Regions from separate parts of the Homo sapiens genome. Here region 1 is linked to region 2. A link is a loop called in an ENCODE intact Hi-C map of the cell type or tissue named here. Cell type or tissue: heart left ventricle. All regions are shown on one strand. Each heading gives the region's core, and the rest is flanking DNA. Links, peaks and the distances in the headings are about the cores only.

Evidence for each region. A loop is a pair of places that touch in the nucleus more often than their neighbours do. Peaks named below come from ENCODE experiments on the same cell type or tissue, not always from the same donor. Only the 100,000 strongest peaks of a DNase experiment are listed, where the experiment ranks them.
Region 1: a loop joins it to region 2, with 4 times the contacts of the local background. A loop is called at or near these places in 21 of 110 quality-filtered maps.

What each region holds. Positions count from the first base shown.
Region 1 is chr3:172,810,112-172,827,259 of GRCh38, reverse strand. It overlaps ECT2 (epithelial cell transforming 2), which reads right to left. Exons shown (of 25, transcript NM_001258315.2): 23 at 11,549-11,656; 24 at 10,423-10,569; 25 at 5,786-7,112. The coding sequence ends at 7,023. Among named protein-coding and RNA genes, the nearest start is that of ECT2, 68 kb to the right of the region's middle. RefSeq lists a silencer at 1,814-2,014. In heart left ventricle, for the core only: no CTCF peak of the experiment used is centred there; no DNase peak of the experiment used is centred there; H3K27ac peaks cover 1,511 bases.
Region 2 is chr3:173,029,578-173,046,725 of GRCh38, reverse strand. All of the region lies in intron 3 of SPATA16 (spermatogenesis associated 16), which reads left to right. Among named protein-coding and RNA genes, the nearest start is that of SPATA16, 100 kb to the left of the region's middle. In heart left ventricle, for the core only: no CTCF peak of the experiment used is centred there; no DNase peak of the experiment used is centred there; H3K27ac peaks cover 782 bases.

The sequences.
Region 1 (17,148 bases), core at 5,498-13,497, 220 kb after region 2:
GATCATATGATAGTTCCATTTTTAGCTTTTTTGAGGAAACTTTATACTGTTCTCCAGTGGTTGTACGCACATTCCCATCAACAATATACAAGGGTCACCCTTTATGTTCTCGAACAAACATCCCTCGGTGCTTGTTCTTTTTATAAAAGCTATCTTTACTGGGGTGAGATGATGTCTCATTGTAGTTTCGATGTACATTTCTTTGATTAGTGATGTTGAGCATTTATTCATATATGTGTTGGCCATTTGTATGTCTTCTTTTGAAACACGTCTATTCAAATCTTTCACCTATTTTAAAATTGGATCTTTTTTCCTATTGAATTACTTAAGCTCATTATATATTCTGATTATTAATTCCTTGGCAGATGGGTAGTTTGCAAATATTTTTCCATTCTGTGACTGTCTCTTCACTTTGTTGATTGTTTCCTTTGCTGTAAAGATGCCTTTTAGCTTGATGTGATCCCATTTGTCTATTTTTGGTGGAGGGTCTTACCTCAATGTTGATGGCTGCTGACTGATCAGGCTGGTGGTTGCTGAAGGTTGGGAGGCAGTGGCAATTTCTTAAAATAAGGCAACAATGAAGTTGGCCACAGTAGTTGACTTCCTCTCATGAAAGATTTCTCTGTAGCATGCAGTGCTGTTGATAGCATTTTACCCCTAGCAGAACTTCTTTCAAAGTTGGGGTCAGTCCTCTCAAATCCTGCCTCTGCATTATCAACTAAGTTTCTGTAATATTCTAAATCCTTTGTCATTTCAACAGTGTTCACAGCACCTTCATCAGGAATAGATTCCATCTCAAGAAAGCACTCAAGAGTCTCATGGGTGGGCTCAAAATAGTCAACCATGCTATAAAAAGATGTGCTGTCATTCAGGCTTTGTTATTCCATTTATAGAGCACAAGCAAAGTCTATTTAGGATAATCTTAATGGCCCTAGGATTTTCAGAATGGTCAATAAACATAGCTTCAAGTTACCAGCTGTATTAGCCCCTAACAAAAGAGTCAGCCTGTCTTTGAAGCACTGAAGACAGGCATTGACTTCTGTCTAGCTATGAAAGTCTTAGATTGACCGGGCGAGGTGGCTCACACCTGTAATCCCAGCACTTTGGGAGGCCGAGGTGGGCGGATGACCTGAGGTCAGGAGTTCGAGACCAGCCTGGCTAACATGGTGAAACCCCATCCCTACTAAAAATACAAAAAATTAGCAGGGCGTGGCGGGGCGTGCCTGTAATCCCAGCTACTTGGGAGGCTGAGGCAGTGGAATTGCTTGAACTCAGGAGGCAGAGGTTGCAGTGAGCCGAGATCGCGCCATTGCACTCCAGCTTGGGCAATGAGTGAAACTCCATCTCAAAGAAAAAAAGAAAGTCTTAGATGGCGTTTTCTTCCAACAGAAGGCTGTTTCATCTACATTGAAAATCTGTTATTAAGCATAGCCACCTTCTTCAGTTATCTTAGCCAGCTCTTCTAGATAACTTGCTGCAGCTTCCCTATCAGCATTTGCTGCTTCACATTGCACTTTTATGTTTTGGAGACCATTTCTTTCCTCATGAACCAACCTCTGCTAGCTTCAGGCTTCTGCAGCTTCCTTATCTCTCTCAGCCTTCATAGAATTGAAAGAGAGTTAAGGATTTACTCTGGATTAGGCTTTGGCTTAAGGGACTGTTGTGGCTAGTTTGATCTTCTCTCTAGACCATTCAAACTTTCTTCGTATCAGCAATAAGTCTGTTTCACTTTCTTATCATTCACATGTTCAATGGAATAGCACTTGTAATTTCCTTCAGTAACTCTTTTTGCATTCACAACTCGGCTATTAGCACAAGGGGCCTTGCTTTCAGTCTATCTCTGTTTTCAACATGCCTCCCTCACTAAGTTTAGTAATTCCTAGCTTTTGATTTTTTAGAGGCCATTGTAGGATTAATTATTAATTAGTCTAATTTCAATATTGTGTCTCAGGAGTTAGGGAGATCCAAGCAGAGGGAGAGACTGGAGAACAGCTGTTCAGTGGAGCAGTCAGGACACACACAACAATTACCGATAAAGTTTTCAGTCTTAGATGGGTGCAGTTTGTGGTGCCCCAGAACAATTACAATAATAACATCAAAGATGACTGATCACAGATCACCAAAAGTTATAATAATGAAAAAGTATAAAATATTGCAAGAATTACAAAAATGTGACACAGACACATGAGGTCAACACATGCTGTTGGAAACACTGTGCTAATAGACTTGCTCAATGCAGCATTGCTACAAATCTCTAGTCTATCAAAAGCACACTATCTGCTAAGTGCAATAAAACAAAATATGCCCATAATATCTACCAAAATTATATACTGATCTTTTGACCTAGTAATCCCACATGTAGTTTTTTTGTTTGTTTTGCAAATTATGCTAACAGAAATACAAAATGACCTATTCATAAAACTTGCAACATCATTGTGGTAGTAGAACACTAGAAACTAATGTTCATCAATAGGGGATTGGGTGAATAAAATAGAGTCCACTCACACAGTGGAGTACTCTGCAATTGTAAAAAGAAATGAAGAACTTATATACAGATATAGAGTGATTTCCAGAATATATTTTGAAGTGATAAAAGCAAGATTGTAGAACAGTAATTATTATATGCCAATTTTTCTGTAAGAAGGGGAGAGAAAAGTGTATTGCATATTGATATGGTTTGGATCTGTGTCCCCGCCCAAATCTCATGTTGAAATGTAAACCCCAATGCTGGAGGTAGGGCCTGGTGGGAGGTAATTGGATCATGGTGAGTTTCTCATGAATGCTTTAGCACCATCCCCCTGGTGCTGTTCTCATAAGAGTTCTCATGAGATCTGATTGTTTACAAGTGTGTAGCACCTTCCCCGTCTCTCTCCCTCCCTCCTGCTTCTGGCCATCTGAAGTGCTGGCTTCCCCTTCACCTTCTGCCATGATTGTAAATTTCCTGAGGCCTCCCCAGAAGCTAAGCAGCCACCATGCTTCCTGTGCAGCCATGCAGAACTGGGAGCCAATTAAATCTCTTTTCTTTATAAATTATCCAGTCTCAGGTATTTATAGCAGTGCAAGAAAAGACTAATACACGTGGTACCATCAGATTTAAAGGTGAGCTTACTACAATATCTAAAGATGCCTCAACTAATTTAGTTAAGCCTGCAATTGTTTTTGAACAAGGATAAGCCTTTGCTGCTAGATAGTTCTTTCAGAACCTTAAGGCAAAGGTAACTTGTTCAGGAGGTTCAAGAAAAGCAGCGGAAGGAACATAAAGAATATAAGTGGTGAATATGAAGCTGTGGAGACAGAGTGAGATTGTCTCAAAAAAAAAAAAAAAAGAGAAAAACTTAGAAGTTTTAGAAAGAAAAATATGTATCACACGGACCCATCAATATACAAATATACATAATACAAATATTATGTATCCATAATTAGAAATAAAAAATATTTTAAAGATCCTCCACCAGAAAAGATTACGACCCACTGAAGCCTCTGATGATCTTTAACTTTTTTTTTGTAAGCAATCATGTATTTTTAAATTAAGGTATGAACATTGTTTTTTTAGACATAATGCTATTGCACTTAATAGTCTACGTATAGTGTAAACATAACTTTCATATGCAATGGGAAACCAAAAATTCATGTGACTCACTTTATTGAGATAGCTGCTTTATTGTGGTGATCTGCAACCAAATGTGCAGTATTATCTGAGGTGTGCCTGTACTAAACTTCCCTCCATGGAGGTTGCAGTCATTTTTATATTCACAACAGACATACGTAAGAGTACATTTACCTACAGCCCCACCAGCAGAAACACTGTCAAATATTTAGATTTCTAATGATTAAAAATGGTAGGTTAGTGTAATTCTAATGAACTTTCTCTTTTAAGGTTGATAGTCTTACATGTTTAATGGTAACTTCTAATTTTCTGTGAACCATCTGGGAATTTTTCTATTAGGTTGTTTTTAGAGACTGGAGTTCTCCTTACACTCTAAATGTAAATCCTTTGTTTTGAGTTACATTTTTCTGTGACCTGTTTTTAACTTTGTTTATATTGACCTATTTTGTATTGTTCCATAAAAAAATCCACTAAGCTTTCAGTTGAAATTAAGTGTATTGGTTAAATTGATGAAAATTCACATCCTTTTTACATCTTTCTATTCATAAACATGTTAGCGCTCTCCATTTATTTTTCTCCTATACTGACTATAACGCTCTGTGAGAATTTTTTAATTGACTTTGCTCAATACTTAATGTGCATGCTTGATTTTAAGTTCCATGTTTTTCTATTTTTAGAAAACTCTCAACTCTTCAAATATTGCTTTCTACCCCCTTCTAGTATTTTAATTTTTCTCTCCAGATATCCTATTATAGGTTGTTGGATATTCATGTCCCATTTTTTACATCTCTTAAACACTTCTTAGTACTTTTCAATGGTTTGTGAGGGTAATTTTCTGAAATTTATCTATTAGGTCACTAGTTTTCTCTTCAGCCAGGTCTCTATTTTTACTTCTAGAAGTTCAACTTGATTCTTTTTCCAATCAAGCTTGTTTATTTTAAAAAGTCATGTCTATTATTCAGTATGAGTTCTTTCTTATATTATCTTTTTGATTGATCTATTATTTCCAGTTCCTGGAGTACACATTCTATTTACTTCATCTCTTTACTCTCCTCATGCCTTTTTATTTCCTCTTTTGCTCTTAACTAAGATCTTACCTTCAACTAGGCTGAGTCAGGGATCAACGTTCCAGCATTTTAAGGCTTATATATTAGCCTCAAATCCCTTCAACTAGTCTTTGGTATCAGTCTACACTTAGCATTATGGCTTTGGTTCTTAATTTCTCATATCTGAGGATTTCCAGATTATTCTTTTAACCTCAGTTATATATGAAAATTATTTCTTGGTTATATTTCATAAAGAAATGCTTGATGTTTCTGTTAGAAGAACATGCACTCTAAATGTAGTAGCTTACTCAGACATGGTACCAAAAGCCCTTAGAATTTTTATTAAGAACAGTGGCTAAGATTCTGTAAACAACCTTTTGGAACCTACTGATAAATCACATGTCTTTCTTCTTTAACTTGTCAGTGTAAGTCATATTGGTAAATAAATTTTCCGATATTGAACTAACCTTGGATTCTTGGAAAAAACACTATTGCATGACCTAAATGCCTTAAAGAAACTAAAAGTGCTCTTAATAAAAACCTAAATTATGATTTTCTCAATAGAGAAGTTAATTATATTTAATATCCATGCATGATACAGAATCCTAATTTTACACATGATACATGCAAACTGTCTTCATCTGATAACAAGGATAGTCTAAAAACCTAAGGCAGATAGATAACAGTAAAAAACCAGAAACATTCCCTTTCAAATTAAAATTAACTACCTGCTATATTTTGCCAGTGTATAGTCAATACATTTCTAGCTTTATTCCTTATCTCATGTCATTTCTTGTCTCTGGAAACCCCACTCTTTTGGGGGAAAATAACAGTTCCACCTCCAAAAAAATAACAATTGTGTATTTTCTGCCAGAAAAATGCATATATGCACATAAACACAAAATTTTGCATAAAACATTATAGGATTCACTATCTACATTTCTCAAAGTAGATTCCAGATTAAAAATTCCTAACTTACAGATAGCCTCGTAAAATAAAATGATCAAAAATATTACTGGAGGAAGGAATAAACAAGTAAGCAAGCAAGTACACAAAAGAGCATATGTTGATGCAAGCATTCATATTTGCCTATGAAAATTTCCTTGAAGAAATTAATACATGAGACATAAAATACACTTGGGTTTTAGGTATTTATTTACAAAGTTCTTACTAATACAATTGCTTTTAAAATGTAGCAAAGAGTCATTTACTACTCTCAGAAGTGGCACATACATGGCATAGAAAACAATCTATAGTCAGTTAACTATTAAAACAGAAACTTGAAATTTAAGTGACAAACATTTGTAGCACTCCCTAAAGAAATAGGAAATAAAAATGCATTTATCCATATGAACTTGATTATTCTGAATTACTGACTATAAAAAGGCTATTGTGAAAGATATCACACTTTGAAACAGCAAATGAATTTTCAATTTTACATTTAATTATAAGACCACAATAAAAAGTTGAACATGCGCATATCTATGCATTTCACAGAAGATTAGTAAAACTGATGGCAACTTCAGAATTATTTCATGAAGGGTACAAACAGTCTTTACCACAATTTTCCCATGGTCTTATCCTTCAAAATAAAATTCCACACACTATCAAACTAAATCAAGATTTGCTAGTGGATAAAATTACCATAAATATACCGTACTCTCTCTGAAACAGCTACAAACATCTTGTTTTTGCAAAATATACAATGTTTCTCAATCTTTCTGTCCTTATCTCAATTTGCAAAAATATTTTGAAACAATCTCCTTTAAATGTTATTCTTGTTAATGAGGGCAAATCTTTTAAAATCCACATGCTAGATCTTGAAAACGCTTGAGAAGAAAATAAACTGTGAAAGGAGTGGTTATTTAAATACTTCAAACTGCACATGTGAAACAGACCCACTATTTAATCAGAATTCTATGCAAGTTTTCATCCAGTATTATGATGTCATTTAATCTCTGCATAAATTGAGCTGCACAAATATCTATTTCCATAAATTCATTCATGGATACTATACAAATAGATTCACAGCAGTATTTGGCACCCGCCCATAAAATTTATTTACTCTATCAGGGTTGCAAAGCTACTAATATCAGCTGATAGCAACTTAAATTATTGGCCTTTGAATGACAGATTCAAACAAGAGATAAATTACATCAAAATCACTATCATTTTTTACATGAATTAACTTGAAAATGTAACAGGTAAACCTTACTCTTTCAAGAAGAAAAATCAAATAGCATAGTTTAGTGTTATTTATCTTCCTTCCAGCTTTCACCAAGTGCTAATTACAAGTACCATTTAAGTCAGTTTCTTATTTGAGTATGAGGTGTCTATACATTTCTATAATTTAAGATTTTGGTAACGCTTCATATCAAATGAGTTGTAGATCTACTTAACGTATGACTTCTCCTTTCAAAGAAGGAAGGAAGGCTGACAAGGGAGGGAGAAGGGATACCCTGTTAAGACAAAACAAACATTTCATATTTTAAATTTTCCTTTAAAAAAATTGTAAAATACAGTTCAGTATCATGCCTATTATTTTTACATTTTACAAATTACTGTAACAATTAAGTACAAGACATCTGACAATTCTAAACTCTTTAAAGTTAGGGGAATGGAAAAGGGAGAAAAAAGAAAACTATTATAGCATTCTGAGAACAAAGCCAAATAGCTAGACTAGTTAACTAGATATTAACTCAACTGAACAGATATTGGCCTATTGCTAGTAGTGATACCTAACTTTGTTTTATGAAATATTAATGATTCAGTGTTTCAGGTTATAAAAGAAAAAATTATAAATTGGCAAACAAGGTTTCTTCTTAGTTCATAAAGCAGAATTAAAAGGAATGAAATCACTTCATGGGAAATAATTTTCTAAAATTAAGTCATACACTCTCAAAGAGTGTTTGTAATATATGTACAACTCAGATGTACATATGTGAGTGTCAGAGTGTATATATGTATATATAATTTTGTTCCACTGTAATCTCAGCTACTCAGGAGGCTGATGTGGGAGGATTGCTTAAGGCCAAGAGTTCGAGACCAGACTGGGCAACTTAGCAAGACCCCCATCTCTAAAAAATATTTTTAAATAATTTTTAAAATTTCGTTCCGTATAAAAATTGAGTGAAACAGCAATCCTTCTGGATAACAGTGATTATTAAATTGCTAAGTTTTACATCCCTGAGAAGTCTTAAAAATTTTAAAATAAAACAACTCTAACAAATAACATGCAAAGACTCAAGAATAACTGTAAATCAAAATAAATTATAAGGCTACTGTTTTAACATATATAAATGGCTAACTGTAAGAGCTAGTAAGGTAATTGGCTTAAGTTCTCATCAACAAGGTTGTAAAATGAAGCATTTAAAAAGCTGGGTTGATGAAGTATAACCATTCAAGTATCAACAAAATGATGATATGAATGTATAATATAAAAGTTTACACTTTCCTCACATGGAACTTTTATGATTTGGCATATTAAAAGCATAATTTTCTATAAATGCTATAAATCTAACATTAAGAATCAGATTTGGAATATAAATCCACTACTCATGACAATTACTATTCTTTAAAATGATAATTTTCCTAAATAAGAAAATTTCTAATGGAACTTATTTTTTCTGGACTTAAGAAACTCTATTAAACCTAAATTGTTATTAATTCAAAGCAGTCATAACATTGTGAATTCCAAAGTTCCCACCCACCAAATAAGTGATTCCTTGGAGAAAAAATATGTTCCTTTTTTTTTTCCCGCAAATACAAATTTTAAATAGCTAATAAGCTCACATTAAACTTCATGAGGCTTGTTTCCATTAGTGGTTGGCAAATCTCCTAATTCTTCACAAATGTCAAAGATGACTTGGAAAGAACTTTTTTGAAATTTGAAAAATCAGTATTTCCTTCTAGTATCTCTGAAAAACTAGCTCGGAAAGCAGAATGACGTACAGATTGAAACCAGGAGTACTGAGAGCGCCCACCAGTAGAGTTTAGGCGCTGAACATAAACATGCTTAGTAAATCCAATTACATTGCTTGTGGAAACAGAATGGGTAATCTGTTAGAACAGAAACAAGCAATTGAGAAGATGACATTAATGTCTTGAAGGTATTTTAGCTGCTTCTTACATATGCTGTCTATTAAAAGTGACATAACCATAAATAAATTAATTTTCTAAAATTTTCTATAAAATTCATTTATTTTCATTTGAAAGATGAAAATGTTTACAATAGTTGCTACAGGTGGCTTCGAGAAAGCTATAATCTAATTTTCACAAATTAATGTTTATCTGCATTTGTCAATTTTAATTGGCCAAACTACTTTGCATATATTCATTTTATCAACTAAATGCAGCTTCTCTCCCATTGGTTAAGATTAATGTTGATGAAAAACCTGTATAAATACACTAATAGATTTAGCCATAACTCTTTGATGTGTTAACTGAAGACTTTAAGCAACTTTAAAATATATATTTAATGAGTATTATTTATGTGTCTTACCTGCGGAAATTTTATAAATAAAAAGAAATCACTTATAAAACTCAAGAGCACTCACAATGTGCCAGGTACTGTTCTAAGCACTTTACATATAATAACTCGCTTAATCCTTATAACTACTTAAGACTCACTTTACAGACAACGAAATTGAAACAGATTGTTAATAACTTGCCAAAACACATACAGCTAGTAAATAGCAGAGCAAGGATTTGAACACTAGGGTTCCAGAGTCCATGCTCTTAATCACCACCCAAATTGCCCCTCAGTATATAACATCATCTGCAAAAATGCAGTTGAGAGAATAAGAAACTTGCTACAGGACACACAGCTAAGAAATGACAGTCACTTGCTTTTCTTAACTTCAGTAGGTTAATAATTTTATAAAGAACAGATATTTCACTCAAATACTTAGTAATAGTAGTATTAAATATCTAATAATAATTCTGAAACTGTTGGAAATTTGGATTGTTCAGGAAACACTTTAAATATACATACATATATATACAATATACATGAATTTAGAACTCGTATCATCCTCTGAAATACAGTTTCAGAGATTATATTCTACTCATCACAAAAATAGTAAAAGGAATAAAACTCGGTCTCTGCTATGTCATTGGAACCGATCTGTATAAACAGAATCATAGCTATTTACATTAGTAAAGTGACAGGCCAGATTGAAACGCGTTTCTTTTCTCAGAGATTTTAGAACATATTTCAATCCCAGTAAAATTTCCTATCAAATAAACTACACATTAAGTATGTCTCTAGTTCATTCATAGTAGGGTTTTCTCAGTTGCCTTTACCCAATAAAGAGGTTAGAGGTTTGGATATAAATATTTAAAAAATGACGTATGATAGGATGCCAAGGTTTAAAGTGCACTAGGGGAGAACTCCTCTCCCCTAGCATCATGCTTTCCATGCTGATTCTTCAGTGCTAGTGTACAGAGCTGTGCTGTCCTTCCAGGAGCCACTAGCCACTTGTGGCTATGAAACCCCTGAAACACAGCCAGTCTGAAATGCAGCCAGCTTTGTAAGTATAAGGTGCACCCCACATTTTTAAGACTTAGTACATAAGAAAGAATGAAAATATCTCACTGATAATTTTACATTGATTCGCATTCAAATGATAATATTTTAGCATACTGGGTTAAATAAAATTATTAAAATTTTTTTAAAATGGAAGAAATATTTCCAATTTTTAGAAGTTAACAAATTCCATAACAACTTCATAAATAAGTCATTTACCCCATTAAATCAAAATAACTTACTGCTAATGATGATGTGCTAGAAAGACGACTCATTACATGCTTATCATTGCTGGAAGGACTTCTTCCCTCCACTGAGCCGTGGGATGTCATAAGAGCCCTTCGAAGAGCTCTTTTTGGAGTTTTGGAGAAAGAGAATGCTCTTGTAACCTAGAGTTTAAGTTACAATTAGTTAAACCTAGACAAATTCAATACAGCTGATGAGAATATTTAAACATAAAAAAGCCAAATATATGGCAAAAGTTTTTCTACTGTACTATGTGGCAGGATTAGAATCTCTTTGGCACAAAACAGTGAGGAAATTTGTAGACTATTTAAACTTTCATTTAGAGAGCACTGCAGTCCAATGGAAGGAGGAGGAGAAAAGAAATCTAGCCTGGGAGAGAAGAGACCTAAGTTCTTCTCTGATTCAGCCAGTCTAGTTGTGAGATTTCTAATCCAAAAATCCCCTCAACCTCCATTTCTTTATTGAAAGAGTGAAGGAATTCACTTGAATAATAATCTAACATGTTTTTCTCTTATACATCATAAATGTTAAATGATAGGAGATACAAAAATTATTAAAATACAAAGCCCCCCCACCAAGGGAAAGAAAACAAAACTTGTAAATCTAGCAGTAGAGAATATGGCTGTAAATCTCTCTTAGAACACTAAAATTCTAGTGCTACTTTAAAAAAGCCTATTATCAACATACTTATGTAATCCTCAACAACTCTGATAAGGTAAGTAAGTTATCTTCATCACGAGAAGACTAAAATAGACTTCTAGAGTCAGGAATAGATAGTCAGGTCCCCTGACTACCGTGTGCCCTTTGCTGAAAATAACTGTGGCGATATATTTAAGATGAGTGCACACATATTTAAATCTAAAACACCAACAGTACATTTCTACTGCAGGATAGTTCACAGAAGCATCATTATTACAGTAACGGGAGGGATAACAAGTTATAGTTACTGTGGCAAGGAAGTCACTGAAGTAAAACTATTGTTTCTGTGGGTCATTTCCTAGAACCGAAGAACAGCTTTGTTTTATAAACTATCTTTATACTGGTGTTTGCAGCAATATTATTTGAATATAGTCTGGAAAATATGTTAGAGATGTGCTAAATAATACTTTCACTAAAACTCACCTTTTTTGAAGTCTTTTTTATTGCTCTTGATGCTCTACTCAATGTACTGTCCATATCTTTTGTATTTACTTCAAAGGATTCTGGATCAGCAGTATAAATAAGATTCTCCTATTGAAAAATAATACTTTTTGTTATCTTAAAAACACACAACTGTTTCTAAAAATCAAACTTTTAAGCATATTTATATATGGGAGTATTTATAAATGAAGCTACTCAAGACTTTTCATGTGCTTGATATAACTTCTACCCTGAAATGTACTGACTTAAGGATAGTGAAAAATAAGCATTCAGTAAATGTGTAATTTGTTGTAAGGGTCATGGATACCAAAGCAATTGGAAATAGACCTCAAAATAAAATCTAACAACTCTGAAACAAGTTAGAAATTTAGCAGACTTAAACTTAATGCTGAAGTATAAAGTTGGCTACAAAACCAATACCACAAACACTGTTCTTGACATAAACTCAAATTAAGATTTAGACTTTCTCCTACTTTACCCTTTTGTCCTCAATCAGCATTTGTAAGGATTCTAAATCAGAGGTTCTAAACCTGTGATCAAGAGCCGGTAGGGTGACAATGAACAGAAATTGGGTGCAAAATTTTGTGTATACACGTGCAAAGGGCATATTCCTGAAGAGTGGGTTCACAGCTTGTATCACATTCCCAAAGGAATCAAAGACCTCATATAACCACAAGTCTACTGTGTACTTCTGTGAGGTCAGCCACTGCTGACATGCTGGGGAGGACAGGATAGGGTGGGAGCTGGAGTGAGATTGGTCAACAGGCACAAAGTTACAGTTAGAAAGGAGAAATAAGTTCTGTTGTTCTATTGCACAGTGGTGACTATAGTTGACAATACATTATTGCATTGTATATTTCAAAATAACCAGAATAGTGGATTTTGAAGGTTCACACCACAAAGGAATGAGTATATTAGGTGATGGATATGCTAAATACCCTGATTTGATCAACACACAATGTATACATGTATCAAAACATCACATTATGCCCCATAAATATGTAGTTATGTGTCAATTAAAAATAAATTTTTAAAAATACCTCATATAGGCCAAGAACCACTGAACCACTTAAACAAGACAATTAATTTCTAAGTAATTAAAAATATTACTTGCCCAAATTATGGTTGGATTTTCAGAAGAAAGCAAGTTAGACAAAATGATTTTGTATAGTCCTATAAGCAATTTGCACTTTAAATTTATAAATCTAGGCTATGAATAGCCAAATTGCCTTGTTATGCTGGCACTATAAGACTATTCATTCTGTGGTGACAGAGAAAAAACAACCTTGTGAAAGTTGTTTCTTCTGAAAATTTTTTCTATTTTAAAAATGTAGAATATATCTAGTATACCTAACCCATAGTAATCATAAGGCTAAAAGAAAATAATGCATAGAAGTACTTTGAAATGAAATGTTAAGCCTCTTTACAAAGTGTTAAATATTATACTCAACAATTATAATGCTTGCTTCAGCTCTCCACCACTGATAGATAGACAGCTTTTGTTATTCTAAAGCTTCCCTAATTTTGTCATTTGAACAACCACATCCCCTCTGCCTGCTATAGAACCTCTCTTTCCACTTGATCAATTTGCTAAATAACTCTAGGTTGCTTATCCTGTACAAATCAGTTAATAGTACTTGTAAATGTCAATATTGTTTCAATTTAATGTTACTTTTTGAGTTAAGAAAAATTCAGAAAACACGAATTACCCATAACTCTCCTAATCAATTACTATCTACACTTTGGTATATTTCTTAAGAGATATATTTCTACACGTATAAAATGTTCTTCATAACAAAACTGGAATATTATTCAGTTTTGTATCTTATGTTTTTCAATTAGCTGTAATTTTTTGTCTCAAAGGATTTAGTCTTAATGAAGAGCTGACAAATCTCTGATTATACCACAATTAATTTAATCATTCCACTATTTTTGAGCATTTAGAGTGCAGTAATGGGGAATTACTGTGGAATGGGTACACAGTTCCAGTTTAGGAAGATGAAAAAGCTCGAAAAACAGATGGTGGTGATATTGCACAACAGTATGAATATACTTAATGCCAATGAACTATATACTTAAAAATGGTTAAAACTGGTAAATTTTATGTTATGTATATTCTACCACAATAAAAAGAAATAAATGAAAGTATATGTCTTTGTATACGAAAATATTAAACCACATGTTGGTAATTTTCTATACTAGAACACTAGCGGTAGAAAAGCAGAATATGAAAAGTTCCTGATGGAAAAAGGGTATACTGCTTCAACCTATACTCTGTCAGAACAGGAAAGAATCTATCCTGCCTCACTAGCCCTCAATGGTCTCCTTCAATTTTTTTTTACAATGTGATTTGTAAAAACAATTGATATAATGCTATCTTTATCTGTATTGCTTTAAACTATTAGTTGGGTATATATTTTTTTCATGTTTTACAGATATTTTATATCAAATTTTATTGGAAAAGAGGTCTTCATTTCCTACACTTTCTAACTGGTTACTGCCAGCATAAAGGAAAACTCTTGATACTTATGCATTTATATTTTATTTGGCTGCCTTACTAAGCTCTGTTACTAATTCTAATAGTTTTTGGTTGGTTCTTGTGAACTATCTAGGTAATCGTTTGTAAAACAACTGAATATTTGATACCTTATGTCAATCTGTAAGAAACAAAGCACTGAGGAATGTGATTCAAGCTCTGCCACACATATCTGCAAGGTTTTACACTACTAGGATTTCCTATATCTCATAGTAGAGGGATCACATTTCCTATACTACTGTATATATGGATAAGCTCAGTTGTATCCTTACTTTTATGAACTTAATTGTGCTTTGATTTCATTCCATTTTTATTTCAATTTTTATCTCATTCAATCAACAGATATATACTAAAAACCTACTATTTGATAGAATTTCTTATGTCCATAAGATATAGAGGCAAATTCAGAAAAGAATGTTTTGACATTTAAATATATTTTCCTTAAAGAAAACAGTGATATGGTAATTACCCTGATTTGGTCATTATACGATGTATACATGCAACAAAACATAACACTTTACCCCAAAACATGTACAATTATGTCATTATAAATAAAATGAATTAAAAATCAAAAGTATATTCTTCTGTTATGTTTTATTTTTAAACTATAAAGTAACTTATCAATGCTCCTTTCAATTGGTAAACTTATGACTTTTTTTTTCAACTGAAAGCTGAAAGATCCAGTAAAATTAGCTGGAAAATAATTAAAAACAGTGATAATTTATTAACTGTGACTGATTACAAAATAACACACATATACCAAAGAGTCACCTATTTACAAAACAGCTTAGAAACAGGTAAAATATCCATTTATGACTGCATTCTAAAGAGAAAATTACTTAGGAATAAATCTAATAAATACATTTTTGGCCAGACATGGTGGCTCACACCTGTAATCCCAGCACTGTGATAGGCCCCCAGGGGGGCAGATCACTTGAAGCCACAAATTCAAGACCAGCGTGGCTGGCCAACACGGTGAAACCCCGTCTCTACTAAAAATACAAAAATTAGCCGGGCATGGTCGTGCACGTCTGCAATCCCAGCTACTCAAGAGGCTGAGGCACGAGAATCACTTGAACCCAGAGGTAGAGGTTGTAGTGAGCCAAGATTGTGCCACTGCACTCCAGCCTGCGTAACAGAAGCAAGACTTTGTCTCCCAAAAAAAAAAAAAAAAGAAATACATTTTTGAAGAATGTACATATGTCTATGCTTATATTTCTAGAAAGTATCAAAAGTCATACCCCTAGAAAGACAGATTAGCCAGACAGGGGTATGAGACATATTTTACTGCAGTATACTGTTGTATATTTGATCTTTTTTCTTATGTGCAAATATTATCCTTCAATTTAATAGACAGTAAAAATCATAGCATGACTATTAAACTAAACATTGGTAAGTTACTCTTTGATGTAAAATGTATCCATTTTTATATGTAATGAAACTAAACTCCAAGTGTGTTTAATTTTGCTGAAATGCTCTTTTAATGAAGGCCCCTGAAATTTAAATCCTTAGCAAATGCTAATAAAGGAGCTTCTCATTTTTTTCTATTGTTATCTTAACTATGACTAAGTATTAATAACCATCAATGAACTAAAAATGGAACCAGGGGCTTCATGCTTTCTCTCAATGAACTAACAAACTGCTTCTGACTTAGGGGAGGGAAAGATAGATACAAGATTTTTTACCTTTCTAGAAGATTCTGAGTTCAGAATGACTGAAAGGGTGAACATATTGCTAGTTCACTAGTGGCTAAGAATATAATAAAATATATTATTTTTGCTAAGATACAAATATGAAGTACTTCCTTTAGTGCTCTCCGCACAGAGGAAGGTAGATAGGGTAAATCACAGGCAAAAGTGCAAAGTCGGGGAAACTTATCTTCAGTAGTCCTAGGTTTATTTGTTATTCATTCTTTCTCAATAATTCTCATTCTCTCTTTAAAAACAAACAACGAAGACAAAAAACTTTCTGCTTTTTAGTCTATTTCCCTAAATTTCTAAAATATAATATGTACCAGGACAAGGACGAAAAAATAAAATAAAATAAAAGTAAAATTGATAGATTAGCCAAAACTCATTTTTATTTTTATTTACTTTTAAGTTCTGCTGGACTTGAGAACACACATTTTTAATAGATACTTACTATAATTCCAAAAACATTTTCTGACTTATTCAAAGTATGTCAAGCATTAAAGAAGCTTTGGAAGGGCAGGAGTTTTTCAATCAACTCCAAATTCACATGTACCTGAAGACAGACCTGCTGAGTTCAAGATTAAAAAGTAGTAGTCAATCTTTCCCACTGAGATATATAATATTAATTTCAGGAGAAACTGAGCCTCAGCTATAGATTTTGAAATCCTATTCATGGGTGTTAATTCCCAGGAAATTTTCTAGCATTTGACATCTTAAGCCAATTAACCTGTTTACTCGTGAGTTATGAGACACTTCTCCCCTTTCCCTAAGCTCTCCTCTTACCCTAGTCTTCAAACCCCCAGATCCTATCTACTATCACGTGTCCCCTCCCTTTAGCCTGTGCCTCAGTGTTTTCCTCAAACTCTATAACTTAGAGCTTCTGATTTGGCCAAATTAAAGTGGTATCAATAACAGACATTTATACTAACAACTTACTAGGTATGCCTAATAAATGGAAGAATAATTATAGTTTTAAATACAAATCATACTAACTTCATTATAAATATTATTGGCATACAAGCACAAACTTTTAATATATGTCCAATCGTTGGTCTATTTCTCATGCAGTTAGAAATTCTACTTACAAGTTTAAAAACTCAGAATGAAGATTGCAACTCTTAAGTAGCCAATGGTGATTTATTTAACCATTGTAGGATAAGTTTTGAAAAGTTTTGAAAAATTTCAAAAGAAATATAAAGGTAGCGGCAAAAGTACTAAATTGTAGCACATGGCATTTAATTATCAAGTTACTTTTAAACTAACCAAACTTCGGGAAAGGTTATCGTTGCTTAAATTTACTTATTAATAAAATTATACTTCTGACATTAGAGGTCAGAAATCATAATGGCCTCCAC
Region 2 (17,148 bases), core at 5,466-13,465:
TTAGGATATTTACTCTATAAACAGCTTACAACCATTAGTTATATACTCAATGCAGAATTCTGCTTTTGTATTATTATCACATTGTGAAAGTTGATACTAATCATGAATCAAAATTAAAATATTCCTTTTTTGCATTTATTTGCATTTGCTGAAGCATCTTCTCTGTAATTTTATGTAAATGTGAGGTCTACTGCATATTTTTAGGAGACTTGTTAACACAAAAATTAGCTTAAAAACCATCATGTAGTTTTGCTTCTATTGTTTTGTCATAGAGAAGACTACAAGGACCATAACTTTATGGTTTTAAGATCAACAGAGATACGTTTTGAAATTAATCAGCTAAGCACTGCCATTTAAACTAAAATAGTCAATGATACAAAGGCTCTGAAAACAACTATTATCAAAATGGCTCTTCTTTTTTATTCATAACATATCCGAAGTGGCATATATAAGTATTATTTTTTACTTCAACCAAAAGTAATGCTCAGACTCTCCTAATACATTCAATCTCTGCTCACTTCATCAAACCAGTGCCACTGTTTATCAGAAGGTTTTTGAACATTTCTAAAGACCGATTTGTAATTACTGCTTTCTTATCAAGATTAAAAATCCTGCTATGATTCTTTTATTATATAAATATATTTTGATGTATATACTTGCAAAGATTTTAATGATACATATCACCTTTTGTATATTCCCTACCTTTAGGGTTTTTTATTTTTATTTTTATTGCAAAATTTTATTGCCACAAGGTGGCAGACAAGATGAAGTCTAAAGTACCAAATATGTAAGAAAAATCCCTATTTTAAAAATGATTTTATAATGGTAGTATCTACATTCATTCATTCATTTTAAAAAACTTATTAAATATTTCCACCAAGAGCCTATTCCTGTGCTAGGCAGTGGAGAGACAGTTATAAATAGAAAATACATGATGCTTATACACCAGCAGAAGTAGCAGAGTGTAAATAAATAAATAAATATTAGCATATATATGAGATGAAGAGTATGATAAATGCTGTGAAGGAAATCAACATAAGTTATGTTGCAGAGCCAGCATAGTATATTTAGTCAGACCACAACGTCTAGAATGTGACTGCCTAGGTTCAAATTATGACTGCTCCACTCACTAGACTGAATTTAACTTTCAAAAAAACTAGGTTATAATAGTACTTACTTCACAAGTACTATTTCACAAGGTTTTGTGAAAAATAATTATAAACCCATGAATTTTTTATTCTAACCGTGACACAGTTATTGGTACTGAATCTGCCTTCTTGCTGTAAACAACTGTAAAACTGGACAAAATATAAGAGGCAACGGCTTTCAGGCCTTGGACAATGGTCAGAGCAGGACTGTGATCCCTGAAAGAAGGAAAATACACAGGATGAGCCCCATAATCTTCTCAGCTTTTTGTTCGGTTTATTTTTCTGCCCTAGTTCAGGGACATGGATATCAAGTTAAACTACAGTCTCACCAAACTGAAGAGGCCGAGATTAGAATAGCAAGGCTGCCAAGGAAGCTATAATGACAGGAAACATGGCCAAGAAAGAGGTAGCTGTGTGAAAGGGTTGAGAGACAGAAGTCTGCATGGGAATTTACTGTAAGTTCTTAGCCAAGGTCTGAGCCATGCATGTGAGGAAAGAGATTCCATACAGCAGAAATTGCCTGCCACAGAACTAAGTGCTAAATGGAAATACTTAGGTGACCTGCAGTGCTTGGAAATGTTGGAGTATTAGGGTAAAGAGACTTCACTCAGCACCTCAGGTACTCAGTTGAGCCCCAGAAAGATCATACTATAATAGTAAGGACCATGACCTACCAAAAGGACCACACCTTAAGATTAAATTCAAAGACAAAATAGACCTGTCTTAACAAAAAATACAACTAAGCTTCACAAGAACAAGAGTATCTGCCATTGCATTCTCTCACAGGGGGAAAAAAACAAAAACAAAAAAACCTCAACATCTTAACATATTTTTCAGGAAATATGTCATAATCCAGATTCCCCACAAAGTCTCACCCAAAATATCCAGCATAAAGTTAAAAATTACCACACATGCAAAGAAGTAGGAAAATGAGACTTAAGAAAATAAGCAGTCCATAGAAATAGACTTCAAGATGTAGAACCAGATATAGATCTTCGAGACCCAGATGTAGAACTGGCAGACAAGGATTTCAACAAACCTATGAAAGTACATTCAAGGATCTTAAGGTAAAAATAGTTGTAATGAGTGAAGAGATGAGAATCCCAACAAAGAAACAGAAGCTATGGGAAGAACCAAATGGAGATTTAGCATAGATGAATAAAATATCTGACCTTTAAAATGTACTAATTTATTACTTTAACATCAGTTTGGAGAATGCTAAAGAAAGGACTAGTGAAGTTGAAGACAAATCGATAGAAATTATCCACTATAAAGACAAGAGATAGACAATAAAAGATTTTTTAAAAATTAATCAATGGCTCAGTGACCTGTCCTCAGGGATAGTAACAAGAAATCTAACATACATGTAATTGAAGTCTCAGAGAAAGAAGAAAGAGAAAATAGGATATAAAAAATAATTTCTGGAAATTTTCCATTTTGGTTAAAAACAAAAAAGAAAACCCAGTAAGCCTCAGCAGGAGAGGCTGATTCAAAGACGATCGCATCTAGGAACATCATAATCAAACTGATGAAAACCCAAGATGAAGAGAAAATATTAAAGGCAGCCAAAGAAAAACAACGCATTACACAGGAGGAACAATGATACAAATCACTGGTAACTCTTAATCAGAAATATGGATGCCAAAATACAATGGAACGACAACTTTAAAGTGCCGAAAGCAAAATTTAAACTAGAATTTGATTTTCAGCAAGTAAAATGAAAATATTTTCATATAAATAAAAGTTAAAAAATTAATCTTTACCAGATCTGCACTTTGAGAATAATAAAGAGAAATGTAGAAAATGGCAATAGATTGAAACTTGTAGGAAATGGCAATAGATTGAAACTTGTAAGAAATGGCAATAGATTGAAACTTGAACTACAAAAAAGAAAGAAGAGTACCAGAGGTGATAAATGGTAAATATAAAAGACTATTATATGAAAATGATAAATGGTAAATATAAAAGTACCAGAAGTGATAAATGGTAAATATAAAAGACTGTATTTTCTTTTCAAAATGTCCTTAAAGATAAATGTTTAAACAGAAAATGATAGCATTTTTATTATATTAACTAAATTAAAAATAATAATAAGATTACACATGCCAATGTAAAATATTTGACTACAATATCACAAAGGCCTGTGGGTGGGAGAACAAATGGAATTTTACTATAGTAAGGCTTTTTTACATGAAATGGTACAATATTAACTGTAAATAGACTATGATAAAGATGCAAATGATTAAAAATATAAAAATTATAGCTAGAAAGCCAATAATTGACTTAAAATTAATTACTAATGAATATTTAATTAACTGAAAATAAGTCAAGAAAGGAGGAAGAAAAGAATAAAAAATAGATGAGATACTGGAAAACAGAAGCATGATGGCAGAGTTCAATCAAACTACGTCAGTAATTACATCAAACATATGTACATTGATTGAAAATTCCAGTTAAAAGGCAGAGACCATCAGTCTGGATTACATTGCAAGGCTCAACTAAATGCTATCTATATAAAGCATACATTGAAAGTAAAAAAATGAAAAATGATACACTATACAATAAACATAAAAGTCTATTTTTAATGCTTAATTTTGCTGTGTTATTACCAAAGTAGAATTTAAGAGAAGGTGTACTACTAGAGATGAAAATAAGACTCAATTAAAATTTCAAAAATTTTAAAACCTTATAGAGCTTGTTCTCTAACCATAATGTAATTAAATTAGAAATCAATTTAAGACTAAGACACCTAGAAAACCCCTCCAAATACTTGGAAATTAAACCATACACATCTAAGTAACTCATGGATCAAAATTAAACAAAGGCATAGATTTGAATCCCTGCTTTATCAGTTACTAGCTTTGACTTTCATAATTAACTTCCCTTGGCCTCTGTTTTCTCTTCTTTAAATATAAGTAAAATGCTCAAAAGCATCCCTGAATATCAAAATATATCAGGTTTGTGTTTTATTGTAATCCCACCACCAATAACAAATACAGGTAATTTTCAGTGGTAATAGAAATAAGCTCTATATTTTCATAAAGGAGACTATTATTTTTAAAATGCCTTTCTGCCTGTAATGCCAACACTTTGGGAGGCCAAGGGGGGTGGATCGCTGAGGTCAGGAGGAGTTCAAGACCAGACTGCCCAAAATGGTGAAACCCCATCTCTACCAAAAATACAAAATTAGCTGGGTGTGGTGGCACACACCTGTAACAGTCCCAGCTACTTGGGAGGCTGAGACAGGAGAATCACTTGAACCCGGGAGGGAGAGGCCACAGTGAACCAAGATGACACCACTGCACTCCAGCCTGGGCGAGACAGAGCGAGACTCTGTTTCAAAAAATAATAATAAATTAATAAATAAAATACCCTTCTGAACATAACATACTCAATAAAGTAGACAATTGGAAATCGTCTATGAAAATACAGCTTTTGGGGTGTTATCAATCACAGTTTCGTGGATAATTATGATCAAAGGTGATATTCGCTTAAAGCATTACAGATACCCGTGAGTTTTAGAATGAATTGATTCATAATAGAAGTAATAGGAATTTTGCAAATTTCTTGCAGATATCAAGAAATGAGATATTTTAAATACAATAACCTCTTCTTTTTTTTATTTTTATACTTTAAGTTTTAGGGTACATGTGCACAATGTGCAGGTTTGTTACATATGTATACATGCGCCATGTTGGTGTGCTGCACCCATTAACTTGTCATTTAACATTAGGTATATCTCCTAATGCTATCCCTCCCCCGCCCCCATCCCGCAACAGCCCCGGTGTGTGATGTTCCCCTCTCTTCTTTACCAGAACTGAGGGTTTAAAATTTGGCCACTAAATGTAACACATCAACAACATTAGATAAAATAATTGTCATGATCTCGGATGAACTTAAACAAAACTACAATACTATAGTAAAATAATAGGGAACATTGCGGGTGCCAGTTTTTTGATATGAACAAATATATAGGCTACTAAGTATTAGTGTTGTTACTGCTTCTAGGGGATAATAATTGGGAACACAAAAGGAAAGGATGTAATCTTACCTGCATATATCTCTTAACACCTCACAATGTCTTGCTTTGGGAAAACATATGGGTGGTTGTTCTGATGATACTGCCATTCATTTCTGAAAGACATTACATTATCCATACTCATTTTCATCAACTCTTAAAAGAAAGGCTCAATGAAGAGAATGTTTCTTCCTACTTACTTCCTTCTGTGATTCATAGATTACTGATTGTTTCTTCCAATTAAATAAGCAAACAGTCTGTGTGTGTGCCCATGTGTGCATGAGTTTATGTTTGTATGGGCTTGCCAGTGTGAAGAAAATAAAAGGAAATCCTGGCATTGCTATTTTAAAGATACCTGGTTGGTCTTTTTGCAAGTTAGGCAGTTTGCCTCCTTGAGAAGTCAGGAGAAATAAAAATGCTATATGGATCATTAGTACTTTATGTCTCTTGCTATTGTATTCCCCCCAAAATAAATCCACCTATAAAAATATGCTTCCTCTGAAGATCACATTAAATATTCCAACTCATTCTTGAAACCCTAAAAAAATATATAAAGGATGCTAATTTTTGTGAAAGGGCAAAGATTATACTTCCTTTGTTTCTACTGTAGGGAACAACTATTATACAACACCTTTCTGCAGTGCAAAGTTGACTACATTAAGAAATAGTTCTCAAGCAGGAACAAGGACAAGCATTCATTGAACACCCACCGTGTGGCAGGTGGAAACTGGGCCCTTTATAAGCTATCTCACTTAGTTCTCCACTAACTTCCTGAGAAGGTTTTCTTATTACCATTTCCCTGGCAAATAAACTACATCCCAGCAAACCTATGGCATTACGGTCATTATCCTTCCTCCAAAAATTCTAGCTGTCATGTCATTTCATCCTGAAAATGATGAAAATCATACCATCTTTAAAATCTGGAGGACTTCTCTTGCAGGTTATGGTAGCATTGAGAAATACTAGACATTGTCTTTGAACTCATAGAACTCAGATTCAGCTACCACTTCACTCACTGGGTTGTAAAGCCTTGCTTTCCTCATGTGTGATTTGTGAATAATAACATTTAGCAAGTCTATTTTACAATATTGACACAACACAACTTTTAAATCACGAGACTCTACTAAAATACGTCCACTTTCCTCCCCTTTCTTATACCTGAAATCCTCCCTTTTCTTTGTGATTGTCATATGAATTAATAAAATAGCCTTGCAGGGTAAATACATAGGCTTATTTGTATAAAAAGTAAGAAAAATGATAATGAAGATTAAAGCAAATAAATTCCAGAAAATAATTAAATATAGCTATATATTATCCAAATAAAAATGGCTAAGTTTCTAAGGGTCATCATTTATTTCTCTTGTATGAACACAAGAAACAGGATCCAGATGGCTAAGACATCTTATTAGAGGTTTCTTTACTAAAGAAGTAAAGGAGGAGGAAGAAGAGAAGAAGGAGGTGGGGGGCTGGAGGAGGAAGACAACCATGACTATGTACAATAAGAGAGGAAAATGTAAAGACATAGCAAAGACAGAGAAAAACAGATTAGGCCCCTCTTGAGCTTTTAATCATAGGCATGTTCTGAAGGTGGATCAGATTCCCTGAGGAGCCTTCCAAATTGCAAAAGATGTGATAAAGGGATCACACTCTGTTTATATTAAATACACTCACCACCTTTTAAATGCATATGTTGATCATTTTTTCATAACAGAGCTTGCAATTATTAATTAAAATAGCTCTGCATACAGCACTCCTGTATTGCCTCTATGACACTTTGCCATGCCTCCCACAGCTCTTCACCCAGACATTTTATCTTCTACCCTTATATTCAAGTTGATAGCAGTTTAGTTTATAATCATCTTGCTTGATGTTTTCTTTCTCATCTTAGCTTTCACTCTTTCTCTTCTTAAAATTTAACCTCATCTTATCCCTGAGGTCGGTGGCCACTTGGCATTTATTGTTCCCATTTATTCATGAATATGAAAATAGTTTATAAATGAGGAAACAATATATGAGCATAATGGAGTGGTATTGTTATGAAACAATGCATCTGTTGTTGGGAGACTCTCTTTAGAATGTGAATCTACTAGTTATTATTGATTTGCTGTTTGCTTTTGATTTCCATGTGGTCTTTAGAAAACAGATTAGGGTGTGCTCCCATGCTGAGGACTGCCTTTGGGAGATGTTCATTTTGACACTTGAAGCTGGCAAGAAGGCTGCACAGGTACTCCTTGTGGGTGGGTTTATTCATATTATTTTAAGATGATTCTTTTATATTTGTTTTTTACTTTCTAATATATCAGTTCTAAAATCCATTCTAATGAGTTGAACAAGTCATTTAGGCTTTTCTGCAACCTCTTCCTCTGTAATTCTCACTGGGGCATTAAAAGCATTCATGTACTTCAGATTTTAAAAGTTCTAACACATGTAAGTGGTGTGTCCTGGGGTTTAAAAAAAAAAGTTCTAGATTGTCAAGGATTAACTCTATAATTACAAATAAAGAGAGAAGTTGTAAGATTCCTTGTACTGTAGGGAAACAAACTTCAGAAATCAAAGGCCTGAATTTGAATCCTTGCAAAACTGCTGGCTAGCCTTGACTTTCTCAAGTCACATAATTGCCCTTAGCCTCAATTTCTAGATTTCTAAACATAAGATCATGACAATATCTTCCTCAACACTTGTGAAAGGTGTCAAATGATATTACAGATGTGAAAATGTTTTGCAAATGGAAAATTTCTGTGCAAATTTCAGCCTTAATGTCACCCTTGTGACATTTCAAACACCTCAAGTGACCAGCCTGAAATTTTACGAGTCTAGAATTCACAAACTTCTTTTCCTGAGCACATTTGCTCGATTTAGCACAGTGAATGGCTGGTCTATTTAATGCTTATCAACAAGGAGAAAACTATTTTGATGGTCCCCATGGGGACATGTCTGTTTTTAGCCTCCCAATTTGTTGCCTCTACGTGCAAAAAGATTTCCAGACAAGTGGTGAAAAACTGAAATAGGTAAGGACCAACACTAAAACTGAGAAATTCTAGGGAAACATAGAGAGCTGATGAATACTAGATATCCAAAAATATTTTAAAAGATTAGCTTAGAAGAAAACTGGAAGACTATCCACATTTCCAAATTTAACCAGCACAATTTTAAAGAACTAAGGCTCATTCCCACTGAATCGGCCTCACCCAGGCTATACTGTAAAACTGATGTTTGTGTCTTGTTCTCAAGGCAACTTCCCTCAATGTTTTGTTGCCCTAATGGTCTTTTCTGGGACACTTGGCTTGGAGAAGTCACTATATAGGGTATTACATACAAGGTTACAAGTAGCAAGAGACAAACCAGTTTTTATTGGAGGAGATAAAAAAAAGACTCAGATGCCAACCCCTACTCATTTTATAACTCTTGCCAGCCTATGCCTGATATTTAAAATTTTCTTTCTACTTCCTTTCCAGATAGAAATCTCTTGTTGAGTATGCATGACTCACCCTCACTCTAGTAGTTTACCTTTGAAGAGCTGATGACCTTACAAACAGATACCACTCTGCTATCCCTTCGACTTTTCACATTTCAAGAATGTGTATTTTATGGATATGGATATTTTTTAGGATATTCCATACATATTCTACATTACTGACAACATAGCATTAGCCTTAACAGGCATTTTGCAAATCCTGTGGCTATACTGTTATTGCTGTACTTCCTTAAACCATTCCTCATTTTCTTTTCTGTTGCTATGACAAGAATTCTTCATATTCATCCTCTCTTGGGCCTGTGACCTTTTCTCATTTCTTGTTGAAGACTGAAGAGCAGCCATATGTTAAGTTATAACACCTTTAGTTTGAGAAGAAATGTCTCCTTGGTGGCACTGTCTATAACTTTGCTCACAGGTTATAGATGTGACATACACCTTTCTTATGACTCTTCCTCACTGGGGAAAATGCAGACCATGTACCTTTCCTGGCTCACCTAGGCAAAATAATTTTACAATTGGATAGAAATGTTCTTATGTTATTACCAGTTATTAAGCTTTTACTAGCAAATATGACTTTGACACAGAAGACAGTTGAATTCAAAGCAGTGTTTGATTTTTGAGTGCTTAACAATGAGAAATTAGCAGATGAAAGAAATATATACTTCACTCTGCATTTAACCTTATCATTTTGCTTTGTTTTTAGACTTCTAGTTCCTATAAGCTTTCCTTGTGGAATCTGTTCAACACATACAGGCTCTGGGAAAGTAGTTCTTGGTTTTTGTGGAAAGAAAATAATGTGAAAATAACATCGAGAAGTCACATGTAGTACCCAAAAAAGGCAGAGAGGGTATTTTAGTCTTAGGAAGGAGGGCAAAAAGATGGTGTAATATAATGCAAATTAACCAACAAGCATGTTCCATGTGCTTCTTCATCTTCATTCTTGTAGTTACAGCCTTCATCCAAATTTTGACTATTTACTTGTATAGTGATCCTCAAACTTTGAGGATTTTACCATATTTTTAAACATTATATAATTTTATATTTTAACGTCGTTACATTTTTAAACATTATTAAAGATCCCAAAGGGTTTTTGCTTATGTGAGTCTCATCTATAAATATCTGCCATATAGAAATGACAACTTAGAAATTAAAACATATTTATTTACTCACTCACTTCAAAATGATAATCCCATTACATGTTAAATATTTTATGAAAAAATAACCATGCAATATTTTTAAACATGCATGAAAGCAGTAACATTGACATTTTGCAAGAGTGATTTCATAAAAGAAAGCTGAGTTCTCATATCTGATCCTGCATTCAATGTATTATAATATGGTTGACTTATATGAACAAAATTCAATGTCACACAAGGTATGCAGCTAGAAAATGAAAGATAATTTGAATAGTCTTTTCAGATAATCTTGAATATTCTTCTTTGATACTACACCAAGACTTGACAAGTGGTAGTTTCTTAATGATTAATTGCAATATGGATTCTGAAACCATATCAATCAATGTTGTACTCTGTAACATTAAAAGCCATTAGTTCATCTTATACTTTGATTGGATTGTTTATCCATTCATGAGTTAGTAATATTACCTGTTGGTCATTTAGAAAACATGCAGATTTCTGAATGTTGACACATTTCATTATGCAAAACCAAATTTTTAAATTGCAGTTGTTAATATCACCGACCTCATCAGAAAAGTCTTAAAGCATTAGGTGACTGTCAAGCTCGCAGTGACAGATATAAGTTTTCCAAAATACTAATTTTTGCTTGAAAGCTCAAAATTTTATCACTAGCAATATATACTGTCAGTTGTGTTCCTTTAAGTGACAGGCACACATTTCATTTTTTAGAAAATGTCTGCCAAATTTCAAGTCTGATAATCATAATTTGTTAGCCATTCTTCCAAGTAAAATATAGTGTTCCATAGAAACAGTGCCTAAGTCAGCTCACAAATGTAAACAATGGAACAAGTGCAGAAGTGCTTTTCCCCAAGACAGCTATTATATTTTGGTATGCAGAAGAAGTGCTTGATGCATACTTCTTACATCATCCTACCAAATGTTAAAGAGACATGTACTCAAGGATTGAAATTTATTAAAAAAAAAAAAAATAGAGGCTGAGTGTCCATAATGGTAAAGAATACACTCAGTGAATACCAGAACAGTTTGGTATCACCTGTTTGCTTCCTGCAAAGAAGCCAGCTGTTTTCCCTACCATGCTTTTGCAACATTGGTGCAAATGTCAATACAGTGAAAAGGGAAAATAATTTCTTAATATTATTATGAAAATTTACCTCATGAGCCCCCTGAAAATGTCAAGGAACCTATAGAAAATTTGCAGGCTGCACGTTGAGAACCACTCTACTTTTTCACAGCATCCTTGGCATTCTCCCAGCATTTGGATTTTTCATCAGAATAGTTGCAATAGTTGTCTTCTTTAAAAGTGTTTCCATTATGTGCTTTCTTAGTAATCCCTGAAGCATTAGTAGTTTCTTTCATAAAATTAAAAATCCTTTCACTATTGAACAGCCCTTAATAGACTCCCACCTTCCCCAATGATCAATTTATTGCTTTAGCCAAGCTAATTTACAGGGCGGTTGTTAATATGGCTTACCATCATCCTCTATCACCAAGTCATTTCTGAGGCACTCTCCCAGTTTGAATTTTCTACCTTCCTTCCTTTGATGTGACTATTTCAAAGGCAGCTCAAAACTCACTTTCTTCGGATTTCTTTCCAGATTAGCCCTTTTTAAGTTTTAAATTGTCCTATCATTGCAAATCCCCTTCCTAAACCTTTTATTTTTCCATCTCCCTTGCAAGCATCGCACAGTTTAACTGTTTCAAGTTTTGATGTGTTGATTACTGGTTATGTATGTATTTTTATTATTTCTCTCAAGTAGGTTAACACTTAGTTGAGGGCTAGTCAGTTAGTATCCAATGTAGCATTTTCAACAAACACAACACAATATATGCTGTTGTCATTATATTCACAGAAATGGCAGCACTACTAAAAATATCTGGAAAGCGTATTCTTTCCAAAGTAATGTGCTGTGACACTCTATTTGGTGCAAGTCACAACAGGTTGAGACTCAATACAGTGAGCCAAAGAAGACAGAATGTCAAAATGAGAGATTTAATAATCGGTGTCAATCAAGAAAGGAGTGTGTATTACAAAGAAAAACCATTAATACATTCATTTATAATATTACTAATTAGTAGATTTCCTTAATGGGAATCACTTAAAGAAACAGTAGTTTGATCTATAACTAAACCTTGAATCCAGTATTGAGATAATTCCCATATCAAAGTCCATATCCAATTCAAATTTTGACTTTAAACTTTCAAACTATACTATATAACCTGGTGGTTTAGCTGGGCTGGACATTATCTACATAAATACAATGTCCATTGTGGAACTCCCATTAATTCTGTTAATTTAGCAAAGGAAAATCAGAGACAATATTTAGAAGTCCTACAATGTCATAAAGCGTAGGAATAACAATCAATATTTCTCTTTTGGTAAAAGGGCCACAAAGGGCTTAAGTAGGTAAAATATTGTTACCTGGATGTAATTTAATACTTCCACGAATCAAAAAATTATGATGTTAATATGAGTAATTTTAATACCTGATAGACAAATTGTTTTGATTTTTCTGTCAAACTTCCCTCTAATTCTAAGACTCTAACATCAAAAATCCCTCTAATTTTCAGACTCTAAAAGAAATAAGGATATGATTTTATTATCCAATAAAATTATGTAATGGAATTCAGTATACTATATTTCAGTTCATTTTAAAATTTCTTGTGTAATTTGCTATTTGAAGGCAGCATAAAAAATAATAGAATGCAGACAAACACTTATTTCCATACAATAAGGCTACTCAAAATATTAGTTTAAGTATGTATTTACCTTTCTGGCTCTTTTCTTTAAAACCTGAACAGTGGCTGGAACATGGTTTATACTCAAAAATTATTGCCGAATGAATCATAAGTAATTTCCAATAGGTAGAACAGAGGGAAGTTTATTCATTGTACCTTTCAAAGTAATCATTCTAAAATACATCTCAGCCAGGCGCGGCAGCTCACTCCTGTAATCCCAGCTCTTTGGGAGGCTGAGGCAGACAGATCACTTGAGATCAGGAGTTCAAGATCAGCCTGGCCAACATAGTGAAACCCCGTCTGTACTAAAAATACAAAAATTAGCCAGGCGTGGTGGTGCACACCTGTAGTCCCAGCTACCTGGGAGGCTGAGGCAGGAGAATCGCTTGAACTTGGGAGGCAGAAGTTGCAGAGAGCCAAGATAATGCCACTGCACTTCAGCCTGGGTGTCAGAGTGAGACTCCGTCCCCCCTAAAAACTAAACTAAAATAAAATAAACCTCACCCAAGTAACACAGCGAATGGAAAAAAACATGTGAAACTCAACACACTGCTCTTGAACCACCATCACCAATCCTCCACCCTCCCCTCCAGTATTAGACAGACAGATGTGTAGGGCCTTACATCTACATCTTTGGTTTCTGAACCTTGAGAGCTTTTCTACAAGAGAGGTGATAGCTGATATTTTGGTTCACAGACTCCAAAGGAAAGATAATAGGGCCAACACTGTATTATTTTTTAAGAGAAAATGTCAAGAACGAAAAATGAAAATGTCAAAAGATAGGTTGATATACTGTATTACTTAAAGACTATTTTGTTGGGAGAACTGACCAAGTGATTTACTAACAGCTTTTACCAGACAGACTCGGGATTACAATGTAGATGAAGAAATAAATGGGAATTTATTTCACGTTCACTCTATCCAGGCATTTGACAGATGAAAGAAAAAATGGAAAGACACAATTACAGTCTACAAAGATGAGGATCTTTTTTCAGATTTTCAAATTATAAAAAAATATATATTTTTTCTTGGGAATTGTTTTCAAATGCCCTACTTATCTATCTCTACGCTGATATTATTACATTAACTGCCTTTTGTTCCTGATCACATCTGCCTAAGGTAGAAACTGTAAGATTGTGTACATTTGATGTTCAACTGGGATACAGGCACAAAAGTTGGTGGAGAGTGATCCTTGATATATTCAGGTCACAAGAGATGTAGATCTCATTCATGAACCTTAGATATGATTAGGTTCTCTGGAGGCTCTTGAGGAAATGTTGTTCAGCCACTTTATTAACATTGCTTTATTCTGTAAACATTTATTGACTGCCTATTATGTGCCAGGCATTCACTTAGGTGCTGAATATATAAAGGTGAATGATAACGGTGAGTATTACTTCCCATTATGGAGAAGTCTGCGGTGGATAAAGAGTAATTAACTGAGTAAGAAAGTCGAAGAAATGTAGAAAAAAATAAATGTTCTCTATTGCTCAAGAAGGCATTTCACTGCATGCCTCTAAAGATCCAGTAATCATACCTACTTTTGATGGTTATTTGATGCATGTTAACTGGTAATACTCCTTTGGATGAAGAACATGGAAGGCTTGAAGCCCTAGGCGACTCCCTTCTAAAAGTTCTTATTTTTTGGTATAGATGATCCATTAAATGTATTATTTGAATCCCCCACTGTATAATTATAAATTCTGTCTTCCTAAACAAGGTAATGTCATACTCAAATTTTAGAGTAAAATATACTTAAACATAGATCCTGATGATTTTTAATGTGTTTTCATTACTAGCTCTATAAAGAAGATAGACCATATAACATTTCTTTCTGACTATATATTTTTCAGTGTTGTGACAATATAGCAAATTCTTTTAAGTAATTATTTCATAAATTATTTGTCATGTCAAGAAATAGGTGTTTGTTGTTCACTTGAGATAATTCAATAATTTAATATTTTTCACATTTAATTAGTTGCAGAATTAATTGTAATTTTGGGGATAAAACATGAAAGACAATATTTGAGTTGTTTTCTGTTTGACTTCTCAAAACCTCATTTTCTTCTGCTGTGCCACATACATGCTGAGATCTCAAGTAATATTTGAGAATGATTTCTTGTTGTTATTTCCCTGAAGTTAGGTTCTACTTTCATGCTTTTGCAAAAACATACTCTGCTAGTGTTTTGGCAGAGCTATATGCTTTGTTTGACAATAATCTACAGTAATTTTCTTATTTCAAAATCCAATGCCTTTATTTCTAATTTTATGGTCTAATACTTTGTAAAGCAGTTCTTTTTCTCAATGTAAATTAAATTGGGTTATTCCATTTTTCTATCTTGATTATCTATTGAAGATATTTAAACTGACTGCATGAACTTTTTAAAAGCAGAGGACTATTATACTTTATTTTAGTTTTAATTTAATTCTAATGATCAATCTTTTGTAGCAAGTCAATTGACTAAATAAGACAAAACCACTAAGATTCACTGAATCTCTGTATAGTGACAGCACTGTTGCATAAGTTTTCTTTCTATTCTCATTTTTTACCTACCCCAGAATTTAAGTTACTAGATTGAGATTTAGTACTATGCCAACAGCCCATGTTGAAAGACTCTCTAAGAAGCAACAATATGGAACACTCGCTGATTTTTCTGTAAATCTGTTACTGAGAACACAGATTGTTACATTATAGGGCATCTTTGGATAAGCTCATCTTTCTGATTGTAGGCCAAGAAATACTTGAGTTGAACAATTGCTTGTTTAATACTGGCTATGCGACCCTCTTTTCATTAGCTACCAGCAAATTTAGATGTGTAGTCATTTCAATCAAACTTTTAGGATCTTAAGATATAATATTTGTGCACTAACCTCATCCAGGCTTCATCTTAACTCTCCCTACTTTTAATCTTGCTTCCACATTCAGTTATTTTTGTTGTCGTTTTAACTGTGGTAAAATATACATAACATAAAATGTACGATCTTACCCAGTGTTAAGTGTACAGTTCAATTGTGTTAAGTACTTTCACGTTGTGCAGGCAATTTCCAGAACTCTTCCAATCTTGCAAAACTAAAAGTCTATGCCTATTAAATAACAAATCCCTGTTCCCCTTTCCTCCTGTCCCCTGGCAATCACCATTCTGCTTCCTGTCCCCATAAATTTGACTACTCCAGGTACATCAATGAAAATGGAAACATACAGTATTTCTCTCTTTGTGTCTGGCTTATTTCACAAAGTATAATGTCTGAAGTGCATTCATGTTGTAGCATGTGTCTTAATTTTCTTGCTTTTTAAGTCTGAAGAGTATTCCATTGTATGTTAGATACCATGTTTTGTTAATCCATTCATCCATCAATGGACGTTGGGTTGCTTCTACCTTTTGATTATTTTGAATAATGCTGCTTTGAACATGAGGATACAAATATTTCCTGGAGACTCTGATTTCAATTATTTTAGGTATATACACAGGAGTGGAATTGCTGGATCATGTAGTAATTATATTTTTTAACTTTTTGAGGAACTTCCATACTTTGTTCTATAGTGGGTGCATCATTTTACAATCCCACAAACAGTGCACAAGCATTCTAATTTCTCCACATCCTTGCCAACACTTTTTTATTTCTGATTTTTTATAGTAGCTATTCTAATGGGTGTGAGATGGTATCTCATTGTGGTTTTGGTTTGAATTTCCCTAACAATTAGTGATGTAAACATCTTTTCATATGCTTATTGGCCCTTGGTATATCACCTTTGGAAAAATGTCTATTAAAGTTCTTTGTCCATTTTTAACAGGGTTGTCTTTTAAATTGTTGTTAACTCAAAGAAGTTTCTTATATATTCTGGATATCAACCCTGTAACAGATATAAGATTTGCAAATATTTTCTCCCATTCTGTGGGCTGCTGTGTTACTCTGTTTATATTGTCCTTTGATGAACAGAAGTTTTTAATTTTGATACAGTCCGATTTGTTTATTTTTATTTATTTCCTGTGAGTTATTTTTACTTTCATTTAACTTCATAAGTATTTTATAAGCTACCTTAATCCCTTCCTAGGACAGAATATAGATAGACAGGTAGGTGGGTGGGTAGATAGATAGATAGATAGATAGATAGATAGATAGATAGATAGATAGTAAAGTAACCACTCTGTCTTCAATATTAGGCATCCTGTCACTTACCTGTGATATCTTAATTTTCCCATTGTTATGAATGCTTTTCAAATTTATTAATGGCATGAATGTAACAAATAGGTCTTACACATCTGAACAAAAGCTATCCATAATTTCTGAATGTGGTGGCATGCACCTGTGGTCCCAGCTACTAAGGTTGAGGCTGCAGTAAACCATGATCACACCATTACACTCTAGCCTTGGCAACAGAGCAAAGCCCTGTATAAAAATAAAAATAAAAATCTATCCCTATGGGGAGAAAATTACCCATGTGTATAGCAGTTTTGCATATCTTGTGACCAAGGCGCTGACTGGTCTTTGCTCCAGACTATCTTTTCAAAGATGGTTGTGTGGCAAACAGCCTTAGAAGGAAAGACAAGTCTTTTTACTGCCTTGCCAGGTGTACTGTTTCCCCCTAGAGCAAAAGATAGGCAACCTTACAGC